Linked DNA regions of Homo sapiens: regions 2, 3, 4, 5, 6 and 7 are each linked to region 1. Evidence: chromatin loops called from intact Hi-C (ENCODE). Cell type or tissue: heart left ventricle. All regions are shown on one strand. Region 1 holds the start of DSC2 (desmocollin 2). Region 2 overlaps DSG2 (desmoglein 2). Region 3 holds the start of DSG2 (desmoglein 2). Region 4 overlaps LOC105372049 (a long non-coding RNA gene). Region 5 overlaps DSG4 (desmoglein 4). Region 6 has its middle 41 kb from the start of DSC1. Region 7 overlaps LOC105372049 (a long non-coding RNA gene).

Region 1 (4,000 bases):
AACACAAAAGAAGTTGCTTCTTACTTTCGGTCTGGTGTACTTTTTACTATAAAAAGTATATTTTTATTGGGAAACTAGTTCATGCAGCAGAATCATATTCATAAGCAAAAGTCATTCTTTTAAAAAAAGATCACATCTACTCACATTCCATTTTTTTTTTAAATATATGCCCTTTGTTTCAAACCTATGTTTTAGAGGGATCTATTTCAGTGACCATATAGCCTAACCTAAATACATTAAATAAATTGGGTACTTGCTCAGAGAAAGTACTTTATATTCCATTCTTTTGTTGAAAGTTTTTTTTGGAATAAAACAAACAAATCACCATTTTAATAGCCTCTATCAATTAATGTGAAAGAGGAAAATAAATATCTAAGATGAATTCTAGTCAAATTGCTCTTCCGCCCTTTCCTGGAATGAGGAAAAACATGAGCTGCCCTTAAGGCATCAGAGGGTAAAGAGTAGGCAAGAGTTTGGAAATGTCCTATAGTCAAAGCCTGTGATGATAGTCTGAGTAGATCTCCAGAACCTGAAACGCTTATAGCTTTCTTTTTGTCCTCTGAAAAGCTTCATGCTAGAGACCATGATGTCATCTTTAATAGGATGAGGTGTGCTTATGGTATCATTGATGGAAAACTATGAGTGTTAAAAAATATGGAAACGGAAGGATGTCAATTATAGTCTCATGCTGATGACTCAGGCTTATTTTACTAGCAAAGGGTCAATGATAATTTTATGGATATGGAGACAGAACAGCTCATTAGTGGCATTCGTTAATAAAATAGGGCATGAGCATAGCACAGACACAGAGAATGTAAGGCATGCGCTGTTTGACATTAATTTTTAATTTAAATATACACTCAGTATTGCAGTAATTCTGGCTCGGCATACAATGGTGTTAAGATGGTGAACATTTTCAAGAATCGAAATGGTGTGAGTGTCAGGGTTGGCTTTTCACATAGGATTCTCAGGACATCCCTGAGGAAACTTAAACCAAATAAAAGGGAGCAGACAAGTTTCTCTTTTGTGGTCAGGCTTACCTGGTTTAAGTCAGTAATTGAAAAGAGGTGCAGGAGGATGAGTCAGATGCCTTGTCATTGCTTTCTGAAGAGCTAAAAGAAACAGCATTTATATCTTAATCTTCCAGATTGTGTGCTGCAATAATTCATTTAGTTTAAGTGCACTTCAAATAAAAATGTAAATTATCCCATTCTTATTCATTTCTCACCATGAACTCTGGTTTTGATGGTAGTAAAGAAGGTGAGAACTCTCCACTGGATGTTCAGGAGTCCGGTATAGGAAATAAGTTATAACTCTATTTGTGACCAGGGATGTTCTTGGAGAAAATCAGTAACCACATGTAGCCCACGACTAGGACCTCAATGGATGCATTTCTTATAGTAACTCACCCTCGATTTTATTATTTTGCAGTCGCCTTGATTCCCTAACTTTACGTACGTATGTATGTATATATGTATTTTTGTCTCTAAATTATGGCGATTGTCTTGTATCATTGTCATGCCAGTAAATTCCTAAAAACACAAGACCCCAAAGAATGGTGCCTCAGATGACTATGATGTCTGAACTGCTTGTGGGTGTGTGTAGGAAATTCACTCCAGTAGAGTGTGTAACAGTCTCCCTGGAGTCAACTTTCTGTCAGGTGGGCCTCAGGCAGCTGTGACCTAAAACCCAGCCTCTGCGGCTCAGACCTCGCTCTGTAATTGACCCCAGGGCAGGGACCACGGCCGTCGCCGAGGGCAGCGGGCAGGGCGGAGCCGGGGCCGACCGCGCACTCAGGAGTGAGTCTTTGTGCAGTCAGGGCTTCTGCTGGGCAGGGCCGGCTGTTAATCTCGCCTGGCGGAGCGGACACCGGGGCGTGGTGGGGGAGATGGGCCTTATAGGTGGCGTCCGCTGGTGAGAAACACCTTGCGCAGGTAAAAGGGTGGCGGCGAGAGGGAGTTCCCACCCGTGGCTTTCTTAGAGAAATGAAGTCTTAAGTCTTAAATAGACAACAAGGAGGGGCCGATCGGTGTCTTTTGGACGCGTCTGGAGCCCCTCCCTCCGCCAAAGGAAAAGCCCCTTGGATGAGAGGCAGGCGCTTCAGAGAAGCTAAGAAAAGCACCTCTCCGCGCGCCCCACCTCCTCCGCCTCGCGCTCCTCCTGAGCAGCGGGCCCAGACTGCGCTCCGGCCGCGGCCCTCGCCCCGCGGAGCCCTCCTACCCCGGCCCGACGCTCGGCCCGCGACCTGCCCCGAGCCCTCTCCATGGAGGCAGCCCGCCCCTCCGGCTCCTGGAACGGAGCCCTCTGCCGGCTGCTCCTGCTGACCCTCGCGGTGAGTGTAGCCGCGGCCACCGCTCCGGGGAAGGGGGCGATCGCCTAGGGTGCAGAGGAAAACTAGGGGAACGGGGATAGGTGGGGGTGGCGGGAAAAGCTGGGGTGAAGGGGCCTCTGGGTGGCTAGAAAATGGAGTTGGCGGGGGTGGGGGAGGGCAGATAGGAAGAGGATCGCGACCTGAGAGTTGGGATCCCCAAGGGAAGGGAAGGTGTCTCCGGTAGATGTAATCAGCGCACTCAAGGAGAGGCGGGAGCGGGCCGCTTTCGCCCAGCCAAAATCGTGGCCCCTGGGTACGCGCCGGGGAGCAGGGTGCGCCGGGGCGGGAGTGCGCCGGGGTCGGAGTGCGCCGGGGCGGGAGTGCGCCGGGGCGGGAGTGCGCCGGGGCCGTCCAGCTGGCCTCTGGCACCTTCCCCGGGAACGTGCGGCTCCCTGTGCCTCGGGAACGTGCGGCTCCCTGTGCCTCGGGAACGTGCGGCTCCCTGTGCCTCAGCGCCTGCCCAGGCCACGGAAAGGGGAACCGCTGGGCGGCCGGGACGGAGAGCGAGTGTCCTTGGGTGAAAAAGGGAACTGCTCGCCTTTCTGGGAATTGTTTACTCTGAGAGAAGGGCGGGGGGAAGTGGCGGGTGGGGGAGGGGATCTTGACCCTTTGCTCCTGAGGACTGTCGACCGGCGAGCCCTAGGTGAGCATTTGTACAGTTTCAGTGGTTTCTTAACGTGCGAGGCTTCAGTTCCCTAAATCTTCGGAGGAAGGAAGGGTCTTTCTGATTTCTTGTCCCCAGAGGCGACTCGATTTTTCTGCTCACCACCCGCCCCCCGCGCCACCGCCCCTTGCCCCAGGTTCTTTCTTTCTTTAAAGAGCACTACAGCAATGACCCTACCCCTTCCCAGAGCTGGGAGCCTAAGTGGTTGGCCTTATTTGGGGCGGGACAGCCCCTTTCCCAGGCTTGACCGATGGGATCTCGTTGGGGAGCCTGAAGACGCAAAAAGCCAATGCCGGGAGCAGCGTCTGGGGAATTGGGGATATAAAAAGTCCGATTGGACTTTTCCTGGCTCCCTGGAAGAGGAAAAAAATCGACAGGTGTGGAAAAGTGCTCCTTGTCTTAAGCAGAAGGCGTTGGGCGCCAATCAATCTTGAAGGACAAAGGGAGGAACCCGGAAGGCTAATTCCTTCTGGGAGAAGTGAACTGGGGGCTGAAATATTCGTATAATTTCCCCTTCTCTTCCGCTCTCACTTCGCAGTAGAGTTCCACATTTTACAATCATGAATTGGTAATTGTTACTGTTATTAGAATGTCTTTCTCGAGGAGCTCAATGGACTTCAAACCCTTAACTGAATTCTCAGGGCATATTAATAACATAGAAAGGGCCAAGTACACAGCAGTTAACATTTTACAGATGAGGAAACCAAGAATGGAATAAATAACGGTCAGAACATATGTTGATGAGTAAGAAATAAATTTTCATTAGACTCCTAATAAAATTGCAATTTCTTTTAAAACCACCGGCCATTCTTTAAAGGAAAAGGCATGCACAGACGCTGGCAATGCGTGGCATTGCTCTGCATATACCTGCAGAGAGAGCTTTCTGTGTGTTATCTCAGATTCTGTTTAGGAGGAGGTGGGGTATCACTGAATACACTGAAATTGAATTTCCATTCCTTGTTCTT
Region 2 (4,000 bases), 410 kb before region 1:
GCTACAGCCATGCTGTGACCATGAGGGGAAAGCTAATGAAATGCTAGAGAAGCCAAACTGAAACCATAAAGGCTTTAAGTTACAGAATCGTTCAAATTTGGACCAACTCTCTCTCTAAACTTTTTCTTACGATTGATATTCAACATTCTTTTCTTTAACCTAGTTTTAGTTGGGTTTTGTTACTTGCATCTGAAAGCCACCTAACTAGGATACATCCATTTTGCAGGGCTGATGTGCAAATTAAAGAAATATATGAAATGTAACTATTGCAGTGACTGGCATTCAATAAACAGAATTTATGAGACATTTCCTCAATTCTAAGTTTTGCATGGTCCTTATCTTAAAATTTCTGCAAGTTTGAATTAATTCATACCCTCAATTTCCTGAGCTTGTAGGATATGTTAAGTAACACAATATTCTTACCCTGTTGGATGCTTACATACTGGGGAGACAAAGACAGACCAGGTTTTGATAAGAGCAATAAAAAAAATTAAAGCAGGGTCAGGATAGTAGAGAGTGACTTGGAAGTGTGGGAAAACTCTCAGAAGGGGCTGCATCTGCACAGAGACGTGAATGGTATGAGGAAGCCAGTCAGGCAGAGCCCTGCAAAAGGAACGCCCAGGCCATGCGGTGGTGAATCAGTGATGATGATGTCACAGGGATAGGCCAGTACCCAGTCAGGGAGAGGACTTTGGGTTTTATCCTGAGTGTGAGAGGAAGCCACTGGAAGCTTTTATGTTTGGAAATGATACAACCAGTTTATGTTTGAAAAAGCTCGCTGGTGCTACTGTATGGAGAACAGGCCATAAAGTGGCAAGAACAAATGTATAGAGACCAGACTGTAGTCATTGCATCATTGCAGAAGCACGTGCAATACATAACACTAGCTTAAACCCTGGGAGTTGCAGTAAAGATGAAAGAAAGTAGATATCTCCAGTGTTTATTTTGAAGGCAGAGGCAACAGAGACCTGTGAATGGAATGAATGAGGGCAAATATAGATGACCCTTAGAATTTTGACCCGGAACACCTGGGTGAGTGAAGGCACCATTTCCAGAGATGAGACAGAATGGGGAGAGGGATGGGGTAAGCTGAAGGTGAGGCAGGAGACAGGGGTGGTGTTGAGGGAGGGGTGAAATGGGAGGTAAGAGCCGTTTTTATGTGTTCTGTGTGAATGGCCTTTTGGATATAGGAGTTAGTAGCTCAGAAAAGAAGTTATGCCCGGAGATAAAAATTTGGGAGTCATCAGTCGGTTTTAGTTAAGGAACTGGGATGCATATTAGAGGTTTTGTACATCTTTAATGTAATGTTTCTTTTCTTCTCTCAAAAGGCTGGTATTAAATTGCTGAGCATCTAGGGAGCCAGCGTGACACAGGCAAGGCTAATCTGCTGTGAATTGGGACAGCGGCTATCAGGGGGATCGTAGGGACTGAAGGGAGCACAAGGGGCCTTCTGGGATGCTGGCAATCTGTTTCTTCACCTCGTTACTGGTGACATGGTGTTTTCAGTTTGTGAAGATTCAGTGCACTCGTGATATGTGCACTTTTCTGGATGTATGTTACACTAAAACATCAGAAGAATTGATGTGCATCTTAAAGTCAAGGTTGTCTTGGAATCTAGGTAAGAGGGTTCTGCTATCTGCATTTTTATAGCACGTATTGCAGTAGCATGCTTTTAGTAAGGTGTTATGGACTGAAATATTTGCTTCATTCATTGTACAAAAAAAGAAAAAAGAACTGCACTAACATTTTGTCAATTGTGGAACTGTCTGTTTATTTGACTGAGCAGTTAAGATCTCAGCCACTGCTTTCTAAATAATTTGGATCTGGTTCCTTAAGATCCTCTATCTCACAGAACACATTCTTAATTTAGACCAATCGTTCTCCACTAGGGGCAGTTTTGCCCTGCCCCGCTCCTCCTGCCACTGGGGATATTTGGTAATGTCTGGAGACGTTTCTGGTTGTCAAACCAGGGTGGGGCTCGAGGTAGGGGAGATAAATGCCAGTGGCATCTAGTGGGTAGAAACCAGAGATGCTGTCAAACATCCTACAATGCACATGATAGCCCTTACAACTAAGTGTTATCTGGCTGCAACTGGCCAAGTGCCGAGGTTAAGACACCATGGCTGCGTTTCTCTGATTGGAAGCTACTGTAATAACCAGGGTCAGGACAGTAATACAAGCTGCAGAGGACTGTGGAGATTCTGTACATCTCTAGTGGGTAGTATACTGCAAGTAACATGACTGGAACAAGCAGAAACTCTCTGCCTTAGTCCTCCATTCCCACTCCCTGGCACTTTTTAAAAAACCTGTCCACTCTGTAAGTTTGAGTCACCTCCTGTGGGGATGCTGTGAAGAGGTTTCAAGCATGGGAGGGGTGGCTGGACAAAATGGCCAATAAGGTTTCCTCCAAACACTAAATCTGTGACTTTTTTTCTCACCAGGAACTTGGTGACAGAAAAATGTCACCTGCAACATGACTTTAAGACTGACGAGGAAAAGTAAGCTGCTAGTTCCTGTATCCAAAGCAGTGTTTTCAGATGAACCAAAAAATTCTGCAAAAGCTTTTCTAATTTGCTAAACTCTAAAAAAAGTATTTTATTAACTAGTTTTGCTGCTTTGAAAAACATGTAAAAAATTTTTCTACCATTGGATCCTGCACATCTTATAAAAACTGGACTTCCTGGTATCTGGCAAAAGATTTTTTTTTTTTTCCTGCAGAGGCATGAGGGAATACCAAACACCATCAATCAATGTACTCTTTGTTTTCAAGGTCAGCACTTTTAGAAAAGACTTTCTGTTCTGAAGTCACCTTGATGAGTTTAAACAAGAATCCAGAAGGACTCATGAGTCACTGGATGACAGCTCCTCCTGGCTGACAGGTTCTCTGTCAGAAGTCTTTCCTTTAAAGTAGAGAATCTTGAAGTGTTCAGTGGTTTTATGGTGAGGTGATCCCTTAAACTTTAATAGATCAGACTAAGAGATACCTTATTAAAAATGGATGTAGAGAAATACAAATTAGTTTAAAACATTATTTCAACTTTCAGTCACTATAATGGCTTCTAATGTCCATTCAGCGAGAAATTACTAGAAGGTAAGCAGTGTGCTCAACGGACTATCTTTAGAACTCAAACACAGAGGACGTGGCACTTGCCAGTGGTTCTTTAAATTCATGCCCACCTCAGGCCCATCATCTAACATCTGTGTTATTTTCTTTCCTTGGTTACTCAACCTTCCAACCAGCAGAATGTTTTATAATTCTTTTGTTTCTCCCTTTTATTGTATAGAAGGTCAAATCAAAAACTGCCCAGAGGATCCCTGGTTTATCCCCAATCCATTCTTAAAGAGCTTTCAACTTTGGCTGAAATAATCTGAAAGAAATAAAATGAGATAAAATAAAGGGAGTGGATGCCACTTGTTTATTTCCTCTGGTCACACATCCTGACTTTTCTATTTGTATTGGCAGAGCTGGTGGTCTGGTCTGTAGTAGCGTCCATAGCCACAAAGAAGGCTCTGTAGTCTACAGTCATAGAAATGTACATGTTCAGAAGAGTTCAAGTGACCCAGTGCAGTCAGGGTGGACCAGTGAGTTTGGTGATCTGCTCTGATAAATCTGACGTGGGTCAGATTTATGTTGGAATTCACCTACTGCACTTTTCTCTTCTTAATCTTATTTTGGGGACAGGAGGAAGAAAAGACAGTTTTTATAACATTTATTTTACGGCTAACCAGCATAACTTATTTAGAAAATTCCAACTTAAAAGTCCAACTTACAGATGATCTAGACATTTATATACTCCTATAGCAGTCTCACTCAACAGCTGATTTAAATATGTAATTATATTTTTCACAATTGCTAATTTAAAAAAAAAGAGCAATATTTTGAACTTTTAATTTTTGAACTCTGAATTTGAACTTTAGATAATAATAAATATTTTAAGTCTGACAGTAATAAAGTACATGACTTACCAAAATCTTTCACCTGTTCTTCGGATGTTTGGGC
Region 3 (4,000 bases), 400 kb before region 1:
AAAGTATCAAATTGCTAAAATGAAAGATATGCCTAATTTGCTTACCTGCTACTCTGTGAGTGTACAAATTGGCCTGATTGCTACATTATTTGAAGATTAAAGGTCATTTATTTTCATATATGGAAAGAATATGTAACTCTCAAAGTAAGCTAGGTGTTACATTAGCTTGGGATTCTCCTTAAACAAGGAAACATCAAGGTGACAGGATTAGTTGTTTTGCCAGCCCAGAGGCTAAAAACGACGTCCCAGATCACGTCTTAGAAAAGTTTTGTCAACAAAATGAATTTTCATTGAAAGTTACCTCAAGGACACGGGGAAAATGAAATGGATAAATAGAGCATGAAAATGAACTGTGTGCTAGGCCTGGACGCCCTAATTATCATGCTCTTCCACCTGAGAGTTCATGGAAATCTCTAGACTGGATTCAGTCACGCCTTTTTCCGTTTTGAGACACACACACACACACACACACACACACACGATTTTCTTCCACATCCCACCAAAACTCGAGGATAGAAGGGCTCATGTTTTGGAAGTTAGAACTTTGAATATAGTGAATGTATTTGCATTTTTAATTATTACGTAAGAAAACTGAGTATGATTTTGCATCTAATCTCTGTAAACACATATTTGTGAACTCTCTGGAAGGTGAACTCACACCTATATTTGCAGCATAACTGTCACTTTATTAAAACCCCTTTAGTAAACCCCTATAAGCGAGATACATACGTGCAACCCCTTAAACAAACAGAAAACCAACAGTTTAAAATCCAATTTGAGCAAAAGAACTCTAAATCCAGGGACTGAACGTCGTTTCCGGGAGTGAGGGGTGGGGCGTGGGGGAGGGGGCGCTACACTTCCATTTTCTGTAACCTTTTAAATGAATAAGGCTTCAAACTATTACATATGTTTATTATCTTTAATATTGGAAAACTTTTGAAACACCAACTTCATAAACTTTAAGTTAAAACTATATGTGGGTGATCCACTTAAAATTAAGCTTTGTAAATTACACCTTTTTAAAAAATTTTTAGCCAACTTTTTGCACTCTAAGAATACAAGTATGTTCCTGGTTTCCCCAGTTCACTGGCTTGTGTCGGCGGCTAGAGGAGCTGGGGAATCCTAGGGAAATTTAAGGAACGTGGAAGAAGCGCGAGGTTGTTCCCTATTGCCTCCACGTTTCTCGTCCCAGAGACTCTCAACAAAGCCTCCGACCCCCAGCAATGGTGTTCCCCGCCCCAGGGCTCACTACACCCACACACCACAGAAAAGGGCGCTGGGGCCTGGGTGACGCGGGAAGGAAAACACAACTTCGATAGGTCGCAACTTACTCTCCTGGCTCCAGCCAAGAGGATTTTCCGAAGCCCCAGGTCGGATCTCGCCGCAGCCTGCCCGGCCCTTTTCCCCCCTCGGGCAGCAGGAAGGAGCGCCGGGCAGGTAACGCGCACAAGGGCGGCGGGCAAGTCTGGTCGCGAGGTCTAGACCTCGCCTACCGACGCCCTCCCCGGCGGTGGCTCCCCTGTCCCGCTTGCGGCACTTACCAGGAGAAGCAGCAGGGCGTACGCGCGTCCCGGGCTCCGCGCCATCGCACCCTCGCCTCCGCCTCCCGCCGCCGCACCGCTCCGCGCCGCCGCCTGCCCCGAGCGCGCACTCGGCTCCTCCCTGGCCCCGGCCTCCCCCCGGCCCGGCCACCCTCTCCCTCCCCGCCCCGAGGGCTGTCTTCCCGTGGCGGTTGCGCGGCCCAGCCCAGCCCAACCCAAAGGCGCGGCTCCAGGTGTGGCCGCCGCGAGAAAATGGAGCCGGGGGCCGGCCCGGGCCGCTTTTACAGAGGTGGGGAGTTCAGCAGAGGAGGGAGGCGCGGGGTGGACTCCCGCCCGCTCGCACTCGCACCTGGGACCGTGACGTCCTTGGGTTGGGGACTGTGGGTGGCAGGCCCCGCCCCGCCGTTCTCTCCTTCCCGACCCCCTACTCTCTGGAGAATGGCGGGAGGAGGGAGCCTCCTGGCGGGGCTCGACCTGGGTAGCGCGGGTCGCAGGGCCCCGGCCCAAGGACAAAAGCTCCACGGAGCAGAGTCCTGCGGGACCAACCGGCCCAGTGGCTGCGGGGCCAGGCCGCCCAGCACCGCCCAAAGGTCCCGCACTTTGTGATTGTGCTTTGGGCCCGGAGCGCAGGTGTCGCTAGTGACATGGGGACCCGTGTCCTCAGGAAAGCTGCGACCGCGGTGCGTTCGGCCCGCTCTCCTGGAGCGGAGGTTGTGGAGCAGAATTTCAGGTGGCTGTCTCCCCAAAGGCTGCTCTTCCCTATGGCCCTTCACTGCTTCCAACAGGTTTGCAGCTTATCTGGCTCAAGGAGAAACAATCACCAGAGGTCAAAAAGGACAATTCTTGGGCTAGGAGAAAACTCTAGGGTGTTACGGGAAATATATATATTCTTTGAAATGATTTACAATTTCTATTACACCACTAGCTAGATCAGAGGCCCCGCTCCAAGAGTGACTAGCTGAGTGGCCTGGACTAGCCTCTCTGGGCCCCAGTTTCCAGATCTGTCAAATGGAGTTAATAGCGACCAACGCACGGGGAAGTTTTGAGAACGAAATTGGAAAATCTTAGGTAAAGCATTCTGCAGTGTCTAGAACTTAAGGGTTCAATAAATAATTGTTAAAATTAGAACAACGTGATTGCGAGGTGAGATGTTAAATTGACATCTTGAAAAGCAGAAACTTAGTATGGGCATCCAAACACTAGAATCAGCACCGGATTACGAAACTTCCAAGAAATGTAACGACTGAAAGTAATGGACGAGCCTATTGTTCTGTGCGAGAAAGGCGCAAGGGGAGAAGAAAAGACACACACACCATACTTTTAAGGGTAAACAACCTTTATCCCAATTAAATGGCAACGCGGATATAATAAGCAAATGATATAATAAGCAAATTGCAATGGGAAGGGGAGAAGGAAAAGATATATTTATAGGTACACTCACCAGACTGTGGAGGATTCACCACCACACCGGGAAGCAACAGCCTGGGCTCCAGAGTCGGACACTACACTCACCAGACTACAGAGGATTCTCATGAAGTTTCCTCATGGTCTGGGACCCTAGCTCTTATCGTAACAAGTTGTTTGGCATGAGACCCAGTCACAAGGGCCCTTCCCGACTGGACTCAAGGAACACAAAAAGGTCAACTTGTGTTTGCGATTGTCTGTTGTGTTTCAATAACTAACAAATAGGAATTTAAATAGAGATTTATTTGAAACAGCGCTCGATGAATTCCTCAAGGGGCTCACACCACCTGTTCTGGGACTTGGTGGCCATTGTTTGTGTCCATGTTCAATTGAGTTCAAATTTAATATTTAAGTTTTCCTCCACATTCGGCTTCAATCTGATACTCAATCGCAGGAAAATACCCCTACAGATACATGGGGAAGGCATAGTTGATAGAGATTACAGATACAGGGTAAGCACAGGAGAATTAAAAGCAAAATTAATAACACACCCATCATGGCTTTGCAAGGAGAGTAATATTGTGAGAATTGTCAGGGATATACACATAACATCCAGTGCAGTAAGGTGCAAACCCCTCCTTGGGCTGCAGTAAGCATATCTAATGCCTTTCCATTTGCAACACAACAGTACATAGCTGAGCAAATTCATCTGATAACAACATACATCCAGTGCTACTATCATTAAGAGCTTTTCTTAGAAGTGAGCTTAATGTTTTAATTTGTTGCTGAAGCAGGATTGTATCAGCTGCAGGGGAGAATGCTGTGATAGGATACCACCCCTACGGAGTCGGATGCATTCTAACCAGGGATGTTTGTAAGCATCTAGATTACTGGGGAGGGGAATATTATCCCGGATGGTGAATGGAATTAATGGCCACCCCCAAGTGCATATCCCCATCCAATATGGGGGCAGGTATCGCTACCCATAGGATCCGCATACCCAGAGGGCCCCGCAGGGGACAGCAATGGAGTTACTGTAATCATAGTGTACTAAT
Region 4 (4,000 bases), 160 kb before region 1:
GTGGTTCATACTCTATGAAATACTTTGTGATAAAGAGATATATACATATATCCTTATTTCTATGTGAATGTAATTTTAAAATATTATATATAATATAGCATTTTAAATTGTATTATAAATATATAATATATAATATATTACATATATGATACACTATATATTATATGATATATATAATATGACATATATTATATATAATATTTAAAAAGTTCCTCAAAGGAAGGACAAAATGATAAATATAAGAGCTAATATTTTCTTATGTGCATTGCCTAGTACTTTATTTAAAAAAAAAAAAATCTTGGCCAGGCGCGGGGGCTCATTCCTGTAATCCTCAAACTGCGGGAGGCCCAGGTGGGTGGATTGCTTGATTCCAGGAGTTCCAGAACAGCCTGGGCAACATGGTGAAATGGTCTCTACTACAAATACAAAAATAAGCAAGGCGTGGTGGTGCGTGCCCGTCGTCTCTGCTACTTGAGGGGCTGAGGCATGAGAATTGCTTGAACCCAGGAGGCAGAGGTTGCAGTGAGCCTAGATTGCACCACCGCACTTCAGCCTGGGCGACAGAGTGAGACTTCGTCTCAAAAACAAGAAAAACAAACCTTAATTGTCTACTAGGTATTAGGGATATGTTAGGTCTTTTTTCACCTCATTAATCATGTTTGTTTTAGAGTTATGTTTCTATGTGTCACTGGGTGTATATTTAAGAACACTTTCATTTCAGCAAATAATTTATTATTGGATCAACCATAAAGTTATTCAAAACATATAGTGAGATATAATTGATTACTGTATAGTGACGTTGTATCTCTTGACCTTGCTAAATATCTCACTATTTATAGGCGTTTTATTCCAAATGCTTTTGGACTTTTAAATACATAATCAAGGTGTCTTAGAAGCAAGGTCATTTTACTTTGTTTTTTCCATACTTAGGTCTTATGTTTATCTCAAAAATGTTATATTAATTTCAAAAGAAAACAGGCACAGAAGAGTATAGACTATAATTTCGCTTGTATTAACTTCGTTTGAAAATCATGCAAAACTAACTCATGGTGATAGATATCAGAAAAGAACTTACATCTGGGACAGGGGAGGGCCACTAAGAGGCCTGGAGGAGTTCTCTTGGGTGATCAATGTGTTCTTGATCTGGATATTTGTCACCTGGGGATATACATATGTCAAATTTGGGGATATACATATGGGGATATACTTATGTCAAAATTCATTGAGCTGTGCAACTAAGATTTGTGCATTCTCCTCTAGGTAATTTATACCATTTTTTTCTTGCTTGTTCATTATTTTGATATGGGGAGGTAATGGAATAGTAAACATGGCGTCAGAGTCCTCCACATGGTTCTAGTTGGTTCAGGGCTCTATCCTTAACTGATAGCAACTAGGGATAGCAGCCGAAAATCCAAACCACAAAGCTCCCTGAAGGCTGCTATAGTCAAAGATTTACAACGAGGTTTTAGGTTATTAAAAATCCAGTCACTAGCCAAAGAATGGGAAATGATCATCTCTACTGGAATAATTGGGTTTGGATTCTTTTGATTTGAAATCTTGCCCAATATCAGGGTGTTGTGAATAAAAGATACAATTAATGCTTTCAAAATTTAAGACTTTTTGTATTGATATAAAACAGCTTTTTAAAAGTAATTTATATTAATAGGAAGCTCTTCCAATGCATCCTTACTTTACAACTGTAATACGACTTGCAGACAGTTGCTATATCTGTTTGTAATTAAGTTAAATAGGCTGAAACATTATAAAATGATGTACATTTATAAATATAAAATATCTATATACAGTTGAATAAAATGTGTACTCAAAACAGCTCAATGTGTAAATTATTTTCTCAGAGGAGGCAAAGCATGCCAAATAAGTAAAACAAGCATGAGTTACTTTAGTTAAACATTAGGTTGATTAGGAGGAACCAGACCCTGATAAGGGAAGAATGTGGATCTGTAGTTGAGGGAGAAATGTTAAGGAGGTGTGGTTTGCTTTGTAAATAGCAACCATCATGAGACACAGAAAAACAGAGATGCGTGCTATAAGACACAATGCCAGACACCATTTTCTTCCATCTTCCCTTTTTATTTTATTTATATTCAAATTTCCAAAAACACCAGTTTTAAAAATAATTAAATGGACACGAATATTCAGTCTTTTAAAGTGTGATAGACAAGATTTTAAAAGTTATTGTGAAAACATTTGTTGGGTACATGGATATATATTTGAGTTAAGAACGAATGACCTTGCTCTTTCTTTACCCCAATAGACACTCCATGCCATAAGGGAGCGTGCCCTCCCGTCCTGCCCTCCTGGCTCTGGGCATGTGGAACCATCCCTTCTATTGGTTATTCAGAACTGTCTCAAGGACTCATGTTGAAACCTGAGCCTGCAGGGTCTCTGAAAGTTTAGGAAATCCTCAGATGCCTTGGAAATTCCCCACCTTGTCAGATAAATCTCTTAAAAGTGATGGGCCACTTTGAGCCTTACTGTTTCTCAGTCTGCTGAATCCATTTAACAGGGGGCTGCAGAGGGCAGGAGTCTGGCTGAGCACAAATCTTTACAATCCGTGGTTTGGGAACAGGATATGGTTATGCTACACTTTGTCAAGAATTTGGGGCTTCTGGGTTCAGAAAATATGCTCAAAACATGCCTGAAGGTGTTTTGGAGCAAATATTTGGAGATTCCTTATTTTGTTCTAGAAACTGCTCTGGAATTTGGGGAATACAGTTCAAGGGACCCAGTAAACCTGCTTGGACTCCTGAATAACCAGACTGGACTTAAATCGGGATCTGCCAACTGCTGGTCCACAATTATAAAAAATATGTTTTAAAATGTCGAAATGACAAGAGTATGAGAAAAAGTAGCAGTCTTAATGTCCAATCCCTACATATCCCTGATTCCTACCCACCAGAGGCAACCTCTTTGAATTCTGATCTTCTGGGATTTCTTTCCCATTGTTAAATGTACTTATGTTGACTTCTCTTCGGTTCAAAATTTGAGATATAATCTATTAAATTCCTTCTACAGAAAATGAGACCATCATTTAGCTCTCTTTAAAACCAACAAGTGGAAAAATTCGTTTCACGCAGATATTTATCTTTCAACTCATCCTCCCAATTTGGTTATTCCATAATTTTTACTAAGATGAAAATTCAGTGCTTATATTATTGTGACTTCATATGCATTATTTACAGCTGAATCAGGTAATATCCTTTTTGTGTAATTTTTCATTTCTCTTGGAATTCGTTAACAATTGATGCTTACATTTCTATGTATTTTTCATTAAGTCATCCTCAACATTTGCAGAACTCTGAAAGCTTAGGTAATCATTCACTCAGTTTTAAAAATTTGTTTAATTGTTAGTTTGCTTGATTTGTTTTTTAAGTTTCCCTCCTGGAGTATTCTACCTGGGCTGCAGTTTGGGCTGCTTGCTCTCCTTATCAGATTCATCTTAGGACTTCCCTTCATTCTCATCCTTAGACTTTTTTTTTTTTTTTTTTTTTTTTTTGAGACAGAGTCTCACTCTGTCATCCAGGCTGGAGTGCAGTGGTGCGATCTCGGCTCACTGCAGCCTCCGCCTCCCAGGTTCAAGCGATTTTCCTGCCTCAACTACACGCCACCAACTCTGCTAATTGTTTTTTTTTTGGTGTTTTAATGGAGATGGGGTTTCACCATGATGGCTAGGCTGTTTTGAACTCCTAACCTCAAATGATCCACTTGCCTCAGCCTCCCAATGTGCTGGGATTACAAGCCTGAGCCACCATCCCCAGCTTTCATACGTAGATTTTTCTGCTGCTCTCCCCTTTGTTGGATCTCTTGCTTCTCAGGTCCCATGATTTCTGTTTTCTTGACTTATTTCCTTGTGAGAGAGCAGCTTCCAAGAAGAGGTGCATTGCAAGTAATCATTTTGAGACTTGACATACATTATAATGATTTTATTTACTCTCACACTTCGTTGATTGTATGATAGATATCAAAGTCTAAGCTAGAA
Region 5 (4,000 bases), 290 kb before region 1:
AATGGTCAAATATCTGCCTGAGTGTGTATGTTCTGTTTCCAGGAAGGCTCATTTCCTGGTACAAATGTGTCTGGAAGAGAGAAGCAGGGCACACACAGCTGGGAAGGAGTTTATAGTGGTACACAGACTTGGAAGAAAAGTCTCGGCATGCTAGTTCTTTCCTAAAATCGGTTTTACTGGCCCCCAATTACGCAGTGAGACACGAAGGTGGCAGTTAAATATGACTTTGGGACCAGAAAGTTCCAGTTGGTTCTTGTCTTTGCCATTCACCACCTGGGTAAATTGAGACTAGCTATTTGTCTTCTTCAATTTTGTTTCACTTTCTCTAAAAATGGAATTACTGGCTGGGTGCGGTGGCTCACACATGTAATCCCAGCACTGTGCGAAGCTGAGGTGGGCAGATCACTTGAGGTCAGGAGTTTGAGACCAGCCTGGCCAGCAATGGTGAAACCCCGTCTCTACTGAAAATACAAACATTAGCCGGGTGTGGTGGCGCATGCCTGTAATCCCAGCTACTCCGGAGGCTGATGCGTGAAATTGCTTGAACTTGGGAGGAGGAGTTGCAATGATCACACCACTGCACTCCAGCCTGAGTGACAGAGTGAGACTCTGTCTCAAAAAAAAAAAAAAAAAAAAAAAAAAAGCAATGACCCTATTTTCTTCCGAGAGTTGTGAGGATTAAATGAGATAATATATGTGAACCCTCTGGATACACCTTATAACAGAATAGTTGGTGTTTAGTAATTGCTTAATAAATGTTAGAATTATTATAAAAATAGAGAATCAATTTTTTTGTTAGAATTCCAATTGGGTAGCATTTTGCTTTGCTTTTTTCTCAGTGTTGAAGTCAAATATGTATATATATATACACACACACTTTTTTATTGCTTGCGTTTTCATATACACTTATCAATAAATACCAAGGAGAGGCTGTTATTGACAGAGAGACTTTCATTTTTCTGAGATCTTTCTCTTGTTAAACTGTAAATTCCTTGAGAACAGGGACCATATCTTATTTGCCTTCATGTCCTTAACACATAGCAATTCTCAATAAATCCTTATTTTTCTTCTGCCTCCCTGGTCCGCGTTCAAGTGATTTTCATGCCTCAGCCCTCCCAAGTAACTGGAATTACAGGTGACCGCCCCACACCCATCTTTCGCTAGAGACTTGGTTTCACCCCGTTGTCCAGGCTGGTCTCGAACTCCTGGACTCAAGTGACCCTCCCGCCTTGGCCTCCCAAAGTGCTGGGATTACAGGCACGAGCCACCTTAAATCCTTTGAATTGAGTCTTTGTAATTTCCTCAGACTAAGAGAAGGGTTATATAAAGCTTAGTCAAAAGTCCAGTTTCCTCAGGGTTAAGGGGTATCCCGAATGAAAATGGAGAAGGTGTAAGAGGACATTAGTAACCTCATTCCAGATGTATCTGGAATGAGAGGCTGACCACCAGCTGTTGAAAATGTCAAACATGGGAAAATTACGCTTATGTTCTCTAAAATAGTTCTTTTGGCTAGGTAGTAATACAAACATCAAGGTTTAAAATTTCATTTTAATTAGCCTTTCTCCATTACTTTGGTATTTTTAAGCACATTTTTTCTTACTCTTTTTAAGAGATTTGGAAAGTTATCATTCAGAAAAAAATAGATAGGGCTTTGTATATACAGCATCCAAATTACCTTGACAAATTTTTCATGAAATTGATATTTCAATAGCTTTTTTTTTTTTTTAGCAATTAAGTATATCTTTAAAAAAGTTGTTATCACAGAAGGCACATTACATAAGTCAGATAGTACATTGCCTGCATTGTTAATTTTTTTCATATTTATAATTGTATGCAGAAGTTACGAATGATGCAATCAAGTCCAGTGACTTCTGTTTGGATGATATCTATGCCATTAGTTTCAGGTAAATAGTATCATCAATACTATTCTCAAATTTTGTGAGTCTCTACTATCTTTTGGACACTGGACCAGGTGCTGGGGGTAGAAAGATATTTAGATCAGGTTCTTTATGCACAAAATTCTTCTATTATTTTAGTAGGTTGGGAGACAGAACAAAAGCAAAGAGCAGTTACATATTATGAGATAATATACAAAGTTAGTCACTAAGATGATAAGAACATAGGTAAGAATTGCATGTTATGTCTAGCTCTTGATTTTTAACCAGGATGCAAGGTTTAACAAATTCTGATCCCTGGAAGAAAAACTTGACTAAATATTCAGAATTTGATATGGTGGGAGGTGACCTCTTGTTCCTCTATTCCTCTTTGTATTGTATTTGGCAATGTCTCCTATACCCATTCCTTTTTTTTTTTTTTTCCATTTTTACTGCCATTGCCTTAGATCAGATGCTTAGTACCTCAGAACTTAATTAATATCATAATAATTTTTATAACTGTGGTCTTTTCAGAGTTGAACTCATGTTGTTAAGTTTCACTTTTGTTGCCGAGGCTGGAGTGCAATGGCACAATCTCAGCTCACTGCAACCTCCGCCTCCCGGGTTCAAGCGATTCTCCTGCCTCAGCCTCCCGAGTAGTTGGGATTACAGACATGTGTCACCACACCTGGCTAATTTTGTATTTTTAGTAGAGATGGGGTTTCTCCATGTTGGTCAGGCTGGTCTCAAACTCCCGACTTCAGGTGATCTGCCCGCCTTGGCCTCCCAAAGTGCTGGGATTACAGACGTGAGCCACTTTGCCAGGCCGGTGTTATTGTTATTTTAGAAAATATCCCAAAGCTTTCCTTGGTCTATAAGTAGGAATTGAAAAACTTTTGGTTAAGGGCCAGATAGTAAATGTTCTAGGTTTTAGGGGTCATATCATACAGAGTTTCTATCTCAAGTATTCATATCAGCAACTTGAGTGTGGAAACAGCCACAGAAAATACGTAAATGAATGTATGTGGTTGTATTCCAATAAAACTATTTATGAAACAGGGGACAGGTGAGGACCTCTGGATCATAGTTTGCTGACCTCTGGCCCAAAGCAATGTTTTCCAAACAGAAAGTCCATGATATACTCTTTGAGTCCTTGTGTTCACTTAAGAAATTATAAAATTGTGTGTATTCATTTGGATGACAATCTTATATATAAATATTTTTCATAATTTTGGTGGCCAGCTCTTAAGTTAATATACCATATGATTTCAGTGTGTATGGTTGTGCTTTGGTGGTAAAGTAGTAATACTAAAATTGCTCAGATACTTGAGAAAGAAAAGCGAAAGACCCAATGAATAAACGATATGTTTGCTTCCAGAAGGCTAAATGGCTTCCTAATATGCTATCTGAAAAAACTTCACAGTAACTTGATGATATGGTTTGGATGTCTGTCACCCACAAATCTCATCTTTAAATGTGATTCCCAAAGTTGGAGGTGGGGCCTGGTGAGGGGTGATCGGGCAGATCCCTCACGAATGGTTTACCACCATAGCCTTGGTGATAAATGAGTTTTTGCGAGATCTGGTTGTTTACAGGAGTCTAGGACCTCCCCCTTCTCTCTTCTGCTACTGCCCTTGTCATGTGATGCACTGGCTCCCCCTTTGCCTTCCACAATGATTGTAAGATTCCTGAGGCCCTCACTGGAAGGACATGTTGGCACTTTGCTTCCTGTATGGCCTGCAAAATGGTGATTCAACTGAACCTCTTTTCTTTATAAATTACCCAGTCTCAGCTATTACTTTATGGTAACACAAAAAGAGCCTTATGTGCTTGAATAGAGAAAAATAGTAACAGAACTGAATAATCACACTGTAAATTCCACAATCACACTGTGTAGTAAGCTAAAAATATGTGTGTACATATATGTCTTAATATATATTTTCCTGGCTATAAGTGTTGTTTATGTTGTTAGCAGCAATTTCCTTTGTTAAAAAATAACAATTTCCCTCATTACAGTAATGTTAATCTGAATCTTATTGGTTTGTGGTTTTATTCGTTTCTAATTATAAATTTTTCAGTTTTATCATTGTCTGTGAATTAAAAGCAAGTAATTAAAGAAAAATTAA
Region 6 (4,000 bases), 100 kb before region 1:
ATTCTTGTTGGAACTCATTGTCCTTAGATAAAAGCCCAATTTTTAAGTACTACTAGCATAACTCTGTACAAGCTGGATCTTCTTTAGTTCTTTATTCTTATCTCCTGGTACTCTCCACCTTGAACTCCATGCTGGCTTCATGCCAAATGAACCTTCTCTCAGTTTCTTAAATATACCATTGTCTCTCTCCTGTATACCTTCATGGATGCTGTTTCCTCTTTTGGAAACACTCTCTATCCTTTCCGCCACTCCAATCTCCCCCTTTACTTGGTAATCCTTATCCTTCAGAGAATAGCTTAAAGGTCATTCCCACCAGCGAACCTTCCCTACCTGCAACCATGAAGTGTGGGTCTGGGGTTCCTGGTGTGTGCTCCCAGGGCACATTCCCCTTTCCCTGCCCTGGCGCTCCTCACACATGGCAGTGTGTTTACTTATCTGTCTGCACCACAAGTGCCCTGTTCCTGAGGGCAGAGGTCACAACTCTCCTATTCGTTATTGTATCCCCTCTCCTGTTTATCATTGTATCAGGCCTAACACAGTGCCTGGCACACAGCAGGGCAGGCTTTCTACAAATATTTGTTGAATGAGAAAATATATGCATAAAAGTATTATTTTCCAATTTGTGAAGCCAGCTTCTCAGAAAGAAAATGGAGTTTATGAGCAGAGCTTTCCAGTAAATTTGTATTTAGTCATAATACTACAAACAAGCATATCATTATTTCTTTATTTCTTGGTTTTGAATGGTAATTATTTTTGCAAGTTCTGAGTATTTGCACCAATTTATGAAATACAAGCAGTAATGAAATACAAGCAATTTATGAAACACAAGCAATATTAAACATGACAGTAGATGGCTCCTGTTTATAGGTGATGCCGGTAACATTCTAGAAATAAATGGCTTGATTGGAAACTTCTGTTTAAAAAAAATGTGGGAAGTGAAGGGAATGAGTTGGCCTTTAACAAAGAGAAAGAGAATACGATCATTTTCTAAATATAATAAATAGAATATCATATTTAATCTATGTATGCTTACATGTAGAAATAATTTTTACGACATCATGAAACTGGTAAAATATGAGGCAGATAAACTTAGGGGAAGTGATTTTTCTGGTTATGAAATACACTTTTCCCCAAGGTACTCATAATTTTAGTTATTTGTAAATAATTTTACTTCATAAAAGCATATTTCTAAGTGAATGTTTCTGAAATATTAAGTTCTTGCAATATCTGAGGTTTGTTAAGCAGGTATTTAGTTAAGCAGGTATTTAGTTAAGTTAAGCAGGTATTTAGTTAAGTTAAGCAGGTATTTAGTTAAGTTAAGCAGGTATTTAGTCTCATTTCTGTCTTACAACTCAGCAACCAGAGGTGTTCAGTGCATCAGAAAGGAGGAATATAAGCATGTTCGATAGAGTGATTCTGTCCAAGGTGTTTGCATACTCATTTTATCCTTTCAGCAACCCCGCACAGGGTGCTCTGCTTATTTTCCGCGTTATAGAAAAAAACATCAAAATGCAGAGCAGGTAAGCAGCTTGCTCAAGACCACCGAGTGAGTTTGAGGCCATCCTTATGAAAGAAGAGAAAGGAAGAAAAAAAAAAAACAGTTAAGGCAAGTCCTCAGCAGAGGATTTAAACAGAGAAACAGCCTGGAAAATCAAGCTGCAGCTGCACAGATAAGGGAGCAAAGCTCAACATAGAAACACCTTTATTCTTTGTGTAATCAGCGGGCGCCTAGGAAAAAGTTTCTTTTCCTTTCATGGACCTGTACATGGTGGGCTCCCTGGGAACTTACATGGGGCGGGGGGCTTGCCTAAAACATGCCTACAGTTGCTCAGACAACAGAAGTGTTACTCCCTGTGCTTGCGTAAGACACGCCCGCAGCTGCACAGAAAAGGGCAGTTACACAAGCAGCTATATAGACAGGGGAAGTTACACAGCTATACAGATAAAGAAAGTTTCTTATACAAACTTTTGCATTCAACTGTAAAAATGGAAACCCTCTTGGGACCCCTCTCTGCTGTGGAGAGCTTTCTTCTGTTGCTTATTAAACTTTTGCTCCAACCTCATCCTTGGTGTCCTTGCTTTTTAATTTCCTTGGTTGTGAGACCAAGAGCTCAGATAACACCTCAGACAATAAGACTGCTTCATTGACCCTAGACCGTTTCACCAATGGCCTAAGCACTCATGCTCTTTGTAACACACTGAGGATATGGTACAGAAATTGCCTTCGTATCAACTGAGCCCAGGCTCTTGAGCCTCAGCTGACGATTCCACACAACAGACTATGTCTGCCCCATTCAAATAACTTTTAGCAATATAAGCAACATTAATCAGAACAGAGTATTTCTGGGAGCAAAATATATGAGTTTGAATTCTAGCTCCATGTTCTACTAACTGTGTAAATTGAGCCAGCTTTTTTTTTTTTTTTTTTTTTTTGAGATAGAGTTGTTTTGCTCTTGTTGCCCAGGCTGGAGTGCAATGGCGTGATCTCATGAGCCAGTTTCTTCACCAACCTTTTTATTTCATGTTCCTCATTATATTAAATAGGTATTAACTAACTCATTGGATTCTTCTGAGGATGAAATATCATAATGTATGTAAATTTCTTAACTGAGTATTGAGCACATAGTAAATGCACCCCCCAAATCAGACATTTTTAATATAAAGCTTGATCAATATTTTATCTATCCATTATTAATGATTTAATATAATTGCATTAAAACAATATTTTATTGAAGAAATAAAGAAATAATGTACATTTACATGTGCAATAAACTAAACTATATAACATGTAACTCTAAAACATCTGAGCCCATGATTCAGAATCATTAGCTGGTTATCAGCACTTTAGAATCTGTAAAATATATGTAAATATGTTTGCTATCTTTATAGTTTCTATGCACATTTTCACTTGGAGTAGAAAGGTTAATACAATGTGTACAACTGTAGTATTTTGTATTATCTTTTTGTTTTCTTTCACTTTTGATTACTTTTTGAAAAACTAAAATCAAGCAAAAATAAATTTTATCTAACCTTACTTAAACTATCTGGCCTTTCTTTTAATTGTTCATGCTCTGACAATCTTAATTCTATGACTAAGATGTATAGCTATTAATTCAAGATTACATGGCTATCAAGAATCTTTTGCTATGTTTTGATGCTCTTTAGGGAATTTAAAGGTAACAGTACGCCTATCTTTCCATCCCTCTCAACTGAACTTTATATATAATCTCATTTGAGTTTAGTTAGATCTATTGAAAGAAATTTTGTTTTATGTTTGAACACATAATTAAGGCACACAAGCACAAAGACGACACTTCCCCTCTGTCCTGTGGCATCAACAAAACTCAGTTTATTCTGGAATGTGCAAAGTTGAAAATTATAAATAAGTGTAGTCTAATTCCATTTTTAAGGAAGGTAATATTTTGTAGTTCAATGTTTAGTGTTGCCGTGAATAAGGTGAAAAGACTGGGCAAGTTTGCTATTCATTTTCAAACTAAATTATGCCACGCCTTTCTAAACCACATTTTCAGATTCCAAAATGGTTTGCATCTTATGCTAGTAAAAGAATGAGTGACACTTAGACCAATGGAACAAGACAGAAATACCAGAAAGAAATCCATGCATTTACTCTCAATTGACTTCCAACAAATATGCCAAGAACACACAATGAGAAAGAACAGCCTCTTCAGTTAACTGTGCCGGGGAAACTGAATATTCGTATGCAGAAGAATGAAATTAGACCCTCATCTCGCACCATATACAAATATCAACTTAAAATGAATTAAAGACTTAAATGTAAAACCAGAAACTGCAGAACTACTAGGAAAAAATGTAGGGGAAGAGCTCCACGACATTGATTTAGAAAAATATTTTATTGGATATGACCCTAAAAGCATAGGCAACAAAAGCAAAAATAAACAAATAGGATTACATCAAACTAAAAAGCTTCTACACAGCCTGGGAAACAATCAACAAAATGAAGAGAAAGCCTGGGAATTGG
Region 7 (4,000 bases), 140 kb before region 1:
AAATGCAGGAAGGAAAAGAGGAAAAAGGCCCTTTCTGATAAATGGCAAATTTAAAGTGCTGATAATAGGAAGATACATTTAAATTGAAAATACATTTGCCATAGCTTCTAGAAGCAATCTTGGAAAGCTTTCCTGTACCCTGAAAACACCTACTTTGCATGACCAATCTCCTCCATGTGGGGAGAGTACGCAGAAGTCATTTGCCAAGGAAGCTGCTGCACCTCACCACTGTGGAGGAAGCATGACCTTTACTATTTCTGCCGTATGATTGGGTGACTACAGTACTGCTCCTAGCATGAAAGCTGGCTCTGTTTTATGGGATTCCCACTGTCCTGCCCTACTTGGGCCGGCGTACAGTGTTAAAGATAACAAATGACCCCATCTGCTGTTTCTGACCATGCTGTATGTGTCAAGTTTAAGTAAGGAAGTCTTACCTCGTGTCCTGTCTGGGCAAGCACAATGACCCGTCTGTAGTACGCGTACCTCCCTGAGATCAAAGACCAAGTCCAGTTTCCAATTTGCTAGACTCCATTGGAAGGTTATTTATCTCAATCCATGAGTTTTAACACTTCGGGCTTTTCAAATGAATTCAAGTTAGAAGGTATTTTAGAAGTCAAATCAGTCTAAGAGCTTATCGGCTAAGGACAGTATGAAAATCAGGAAACCTTTGAGTGGTTTTCAAAATGAATTTCTTACAGTCTCACACTTAGAGACAACTAAAATATAAATTATTTATATGTAAATTGTTCATTCCCCTAGCAGTACCAGTGTTTTCAAGGGAACTGTTGTGAAGACACTAGAGCTTTCAGGGTTCTGGTTTACATCCCTGTAAAATCTGTAGAGCATTGAAAACCTGTTATTTGTAAAACACTCCACAGTTGATTCTGATAATCAAGTCCTCTTTTCAAGAAAGTCTGTTGATTTCTATTTAGAGAAAAAGGAGAAATTAAAAATAAAGCCAACAAACAGCCAGGACCGTCTTAGGGGATTTAACTCTTTATCTCTTTCCCCTGTTGTATGGTCTGCACAGCAGTTAATACTTTCTGAAATCACCTTGCTTTTTACTTGTTCCTTCCCACCCCCTCACCCATTGTATACACTCCATGAAAGCAGAAACATTGTCTCTTTTACTTTGCGCTAAAGTTTGTTGAATGAAAAAAAAAAAAAGACTTCAGAAAGCACCTCTATCCAGCATAGCTTTCATACCTTAAAAGACATAAATCCCTGTACATTTAAGTGATTTACAAATTTTCCAAAACCACAATAAATGAATGAATCAGGATAAGAACCTGGGTCTCTGTGCAGCTCAAGTGTTTGTTATTGTGTGCTAGTTAGTTTCAGGTGGTCACCTGCTCAAGTCCATTTGTCTAGATAGTATTAATTGATTGCCAATAAGTCAGGCACCTCATTAGGTGTTGTGATAAATACAAAAAGTACAATAACACTCTTCTTGCCTCAAAGAATTTATTATCTAGTAAGTACAATAAAACCTGTCCACTGAAACTACTCCCCCAAATCATTCCTCCTCCTACGTGAATAAAATCACTGAATCTTTGGCATGTTCACCAAAGACACAGCAATTAGGCACTCATATTTTGGCAAAGAGTCAAGTGTATTGTACAGTCTATAAAAATCCACTACCAAATTAATTCACCTGTGTGCCCTTTACCCAAGATATTGGTACATGTCACTATGGGAACATGGTTAGAGAGCTCTTTTGATGGAATTGCTGGATGTGACTTCTTCTAGGTATCTACACTTGACCATCTTTTGTCACAGAATTTGCTAATCCCCAAATAGCCACCTTGAGGAGGGGAAAAGAGGGGAACTAGTGCAAACAATAAATTAAGTTTTTATTTCTAAGTGCTTACCCAAGGCCTGAATCTTTCTAATGACTTCAGGAATATACTTGTTAATACAGGGCAGGCAAAAATTTCATGTTGTCAGCAAAACTTTGATGGTATCAAAATAAATATGAGTCATGTAATTTCAGCTTTTGAAGGTGGGGTCTGAGAAACTAGAAAAGATTTCCTGACTGGCAGATAGTGAGACAGCAACAGCCCCCTGGGAATGGAGAATCCCGCATCTCCACCTCCATCCAGTGCAATTGCAGAGACCACCGCCAGGGTGCCTAAGGCTGGTGCATTGAAACAAAGGAGATTCTTTTTCCCTGTCAATATTCTGAAGCTGCATGAAACAAACACCTCTTTTGTGACTCCTGCAGTCTCAGACAGATCAAAGCTTTCAAAAGGAGGTGTTGCTGGACAGTTTCATTGCTCAAGGCTAATGATTCACCTAAGAATCCACCCAGGAAAGTTGCTAAGCTGGTTTGCTGGCTGTTTGGTGAAGACTTTTAAAGAGATATTGCCACATTTGAAGACAGAATTTTACTTTACATAAAAATTATACATACAGAGGACGGCGAAAAGACAATTTATATTCTGATAAAGTAAATGGGATTTCTTTTAATTTTCATCCTTAAAAACTATATTTAAAAATGAACTGAAGAACATGATATAACTTTTCCTCAAACATCCCATTCAAAAGGTAGATTTAAAGTTTCTCTGTATGTGGTGCTATTAAACTCTGAATAAATGCAGATAAGTTGGAAATATGCCATTTGTTACTGTGGGAAAATCATGACAAAATATTACTCAATAAAGCCCTGTTTGGAGACTGTACACACAGGTGTGGGCACATGCACACCATCAACAACCTTCCTTATACTGTAAAAACCAAAGCATATGCATGCTTGATTTCTTAAGTATTATTCTTACTTGAATATAATTTGCTTAGACAAAAAAAGAGCTAAGAAGTAAATCCTTTTACAACCATCATTTCACATGGTTTTCTGGGAACTTTCATTTGGCAGGAATTCTGTGCCTTCATGTATCTTTTACCTAAATCTTAAAAGGAGAGGTGTAATTGAAAAAATACACCCAGCTATTCGGGAGGCTGAGGTGGGAAGATCACTTGAGCTCGAGGATTTGAGGCTGCAGTGAGCTAGGATCATGCCACTGCACTCCAGCCTGAGCAACATAGTAAGACCATGTCTTTTACAAATAAAAATAAGTAAAGAAAACAGAAAACAAGTAAATTAAAATTTTGACATGATTTTTAAAGGCTCTTGGCTTAGCCCCTCTCCAACAGGATTGGATTGGATGCTTACTTTACTTGTTTCCACAGCTTGTGGTGCCTTTATCTGTAACAAGGGCCACAGCATGGTGCCTGAAGCAGGAAGTGATCCAGCCAATGGTTTGTTGCATGGATTGCTAACTACCTCTAAAGCTATTTTCTTTATAGCATGTGTTTTATGAATATCCATACTACCAAATAATAGCTGTAAAGCCTATGGTAGAGTGAAGTAGAATAATCTGGGTGATCTAATAATGACGTCAACACTTGACACTAAAACACTACCATTTGAGCCAAGTGTCATGGCTCTTGTCTGTAATTCCAGCACTTTGGGAGGCTGAGGTGAGCGGATCGCTTGAGTTCAGTTTAAGACCAGCCTGGGCAATGGTGAGACCCTGTCCCTACAAAAAATAAAAAAATTAGCCAAGCATGGTGGGGCACACCTATTGTCCTAGCTACTCAGGAGGCTGAGGCAGGAGGATGACTTGAGCCCAGGAGGTCTAGGCTGCAGTGAGCCATGATGGCACCACTGCATTACAGCTGGGGCGATGGAGTGAGATCCTGTCTCAAAACAACAACCACAACCAAAAAAACAAACACAAAACCCCTAAGCACTACCAATTTGAGATTGAGGTGTGCAAGCAAATTCCTTCTTTAGTATGTTTAAATATTGTCGTAGACTCAAGTTAAAAGATAAATGGCATGTATTTGTAATCCAGAGTGTCCAGGCACTATACTTTGCATAAATATGGTCATATTTAATTGTTGCAACAAACCTCCGAGGTGTCATTCCTACCATTCTACAGAGATGAAGAAACTGAGACTTAGAGAAACCTCCTAGTTAGTAAATGGGAGAAAAGACGGG

What was found. Hi-C counts contacts between places; a loop is a spot of excess contacts. Peaks named below come from ENCODE experiments on the same cell type or tissue, not always from the same donor. Only the 100,000 strongest peaks of a DNase experiment are listed, where the experiment ranks them.
Region 2: a loop joins it to region 1, with 3 times the contacts of the local background. A loop is called at or near these places in 15 of 110 quality-filtered maps.
Region 3: a loop joins it to region 1, with 7 times the contacts of the local background. A loop is called at or near these places in 20 of 110 quality-filtered maps.
Region 4: a loop joins it to region 1, with 4 times the contacts of the local background. A loop is called at or near these places in 10 of 110 quality-filtered maps.
Region 5: it touches region 1 in a loop (2.4-fold over the local background); 7 of 110 quality-filtered maps call a loop at or near these places.
Region 6: it touches region 1 in a loop (3-fold over the local background); 18 of 110 quality-filtered maps call a loop at or near these places.
Region 7: a loop joins it to region 1, with 2.4 times the contacts of the local background. A loop is called at or near these places in 13 of 110 quality-filtered maps.

What each region holds. Positions count from the first base shown.
Region 1 is chr18:31,100,235-31,104,234 of GRCh38, reverse strand. DSC2 (desmocollin 2) reads left to right here and starts at 1,814. Exons shown (of 16, transcript NM_024422.6): 1 at 1,814-2,332. The coding sequence starts at 2,264. DSCAS (DSC1/DSC2 antisense RNA) reads right to left here and starts at 2,647. Exons shown (of 4, transcript NR_110785.1): 1 at 2,512-2,647; 2 at 1,041-1,112. In heart left ventricle, a CTCF peak has its summit at 2,327 (motif pointing left); DNase peaks (open chromatin) are centred at 1,804, 2,264, 2,794 and 3,164; H3K4me3 peaks cover 2,515 bases; H3K27ac peaks cover 2,453 bases.
Region 2 is chr18:31,509,302-31,513,301 of GRCh38, reverse strand. The region is part of intron 1 of DSG2 (desmoglein 2); the gene reads right to left. Among named protein-coding and RNA genes, the nearest start is that of DSG2, 13 kb to the right of the region's middle. RefSeq lists an enhancer at 1,979-2,048. In heart left ventricle, a CTCF peak has its summit at 1,900; no DNase peak of the experiment used is centred here.
Region 3 is chr18:31,495,838-31,499,837 of GRCh38, reverse strand. DSG2 (desmoglein 2) reads right to left here and starts at 1,661. Exons shown (of 15, transcript NM_001943.5): 1 at 1,542-1,661. The coding sequence starts at 1,586. RefSeq lists a silencer at 1,462-1,931 and an enhancer at 2,132-2,271. In heart left ventricle, no CTCF peak of the experiment used is centred here; DNase peaks (open chromatin) are centred at 1,607 and 2,077; H3K4me3 peaks cover 2,026 bases; H3K27ac peaks cover 1,454 bases; H3K27me3 peaks cover 739 bases.
Region 4 is chr18:31,260,368-31,264,367 of GRCh38, reverse strand. LOC105372049 (a long non-coding RNA gene) reads right to left here. Exons shown (of 4, transcript XR_001753388.2): 4 at 2,071-4,000. Among named protein-coding and RNA genes, the nearest start is that of DSG1, 56 kb to the left of the region's middle. In heart left ventricle, no CTCF peak of the experiment used is centred here; no DNase peak of the experiment used is centred here.
Region 5 is chr18:31,392,998-31,396,997 of GRCh38, reverse strand. All of the region lies in intron 8 of DSG4 (desmoglein 4), which reads right to left. The region is part of intron 1 of DSG1-AS1 (DSG1 antisense RNA 1); the gene reads left to right. Among named protein-coding and RNA genes, the nearest start is that of DSG4, 18 kb to the right of the region's middle. In heart left ventricle, no CTCF peak of the experiment used is centred here; no DNase peak of the experiment used is centred here; H3K27ac peaks cover 358 bases.
Region 6 is chr18:31,201,452-31,205,451 of GRCh38, reverse strand. No RefSeq gene overlaps it. Among named protein-coding and RNA genes, the nearest start is that of DSC1, 41 kb to the right of the region's middle. In heart left ventricle, no CTCF peak of the experiment used is centred here; a DNase peak (open chromatin) is centred at 1,862; H3K27ac peaks cover 1,473 bases.
Region 7 is chr18:31,240,280-31,244,279 of GRCh38, reverse strand. All of the region lies in intron 1 of LOC105372049 (a long non-coding RNA gene), which reads right to left. Among named protein-coding and RNA genes, the nearest start is that of DSG1, 76 kb to the left of the region's middle. In heart left ventricle, a CTCF peak has its summit at 2,109; no DNase peak of the experiment used is centred here; H3K27ac peaks cover 649 bases.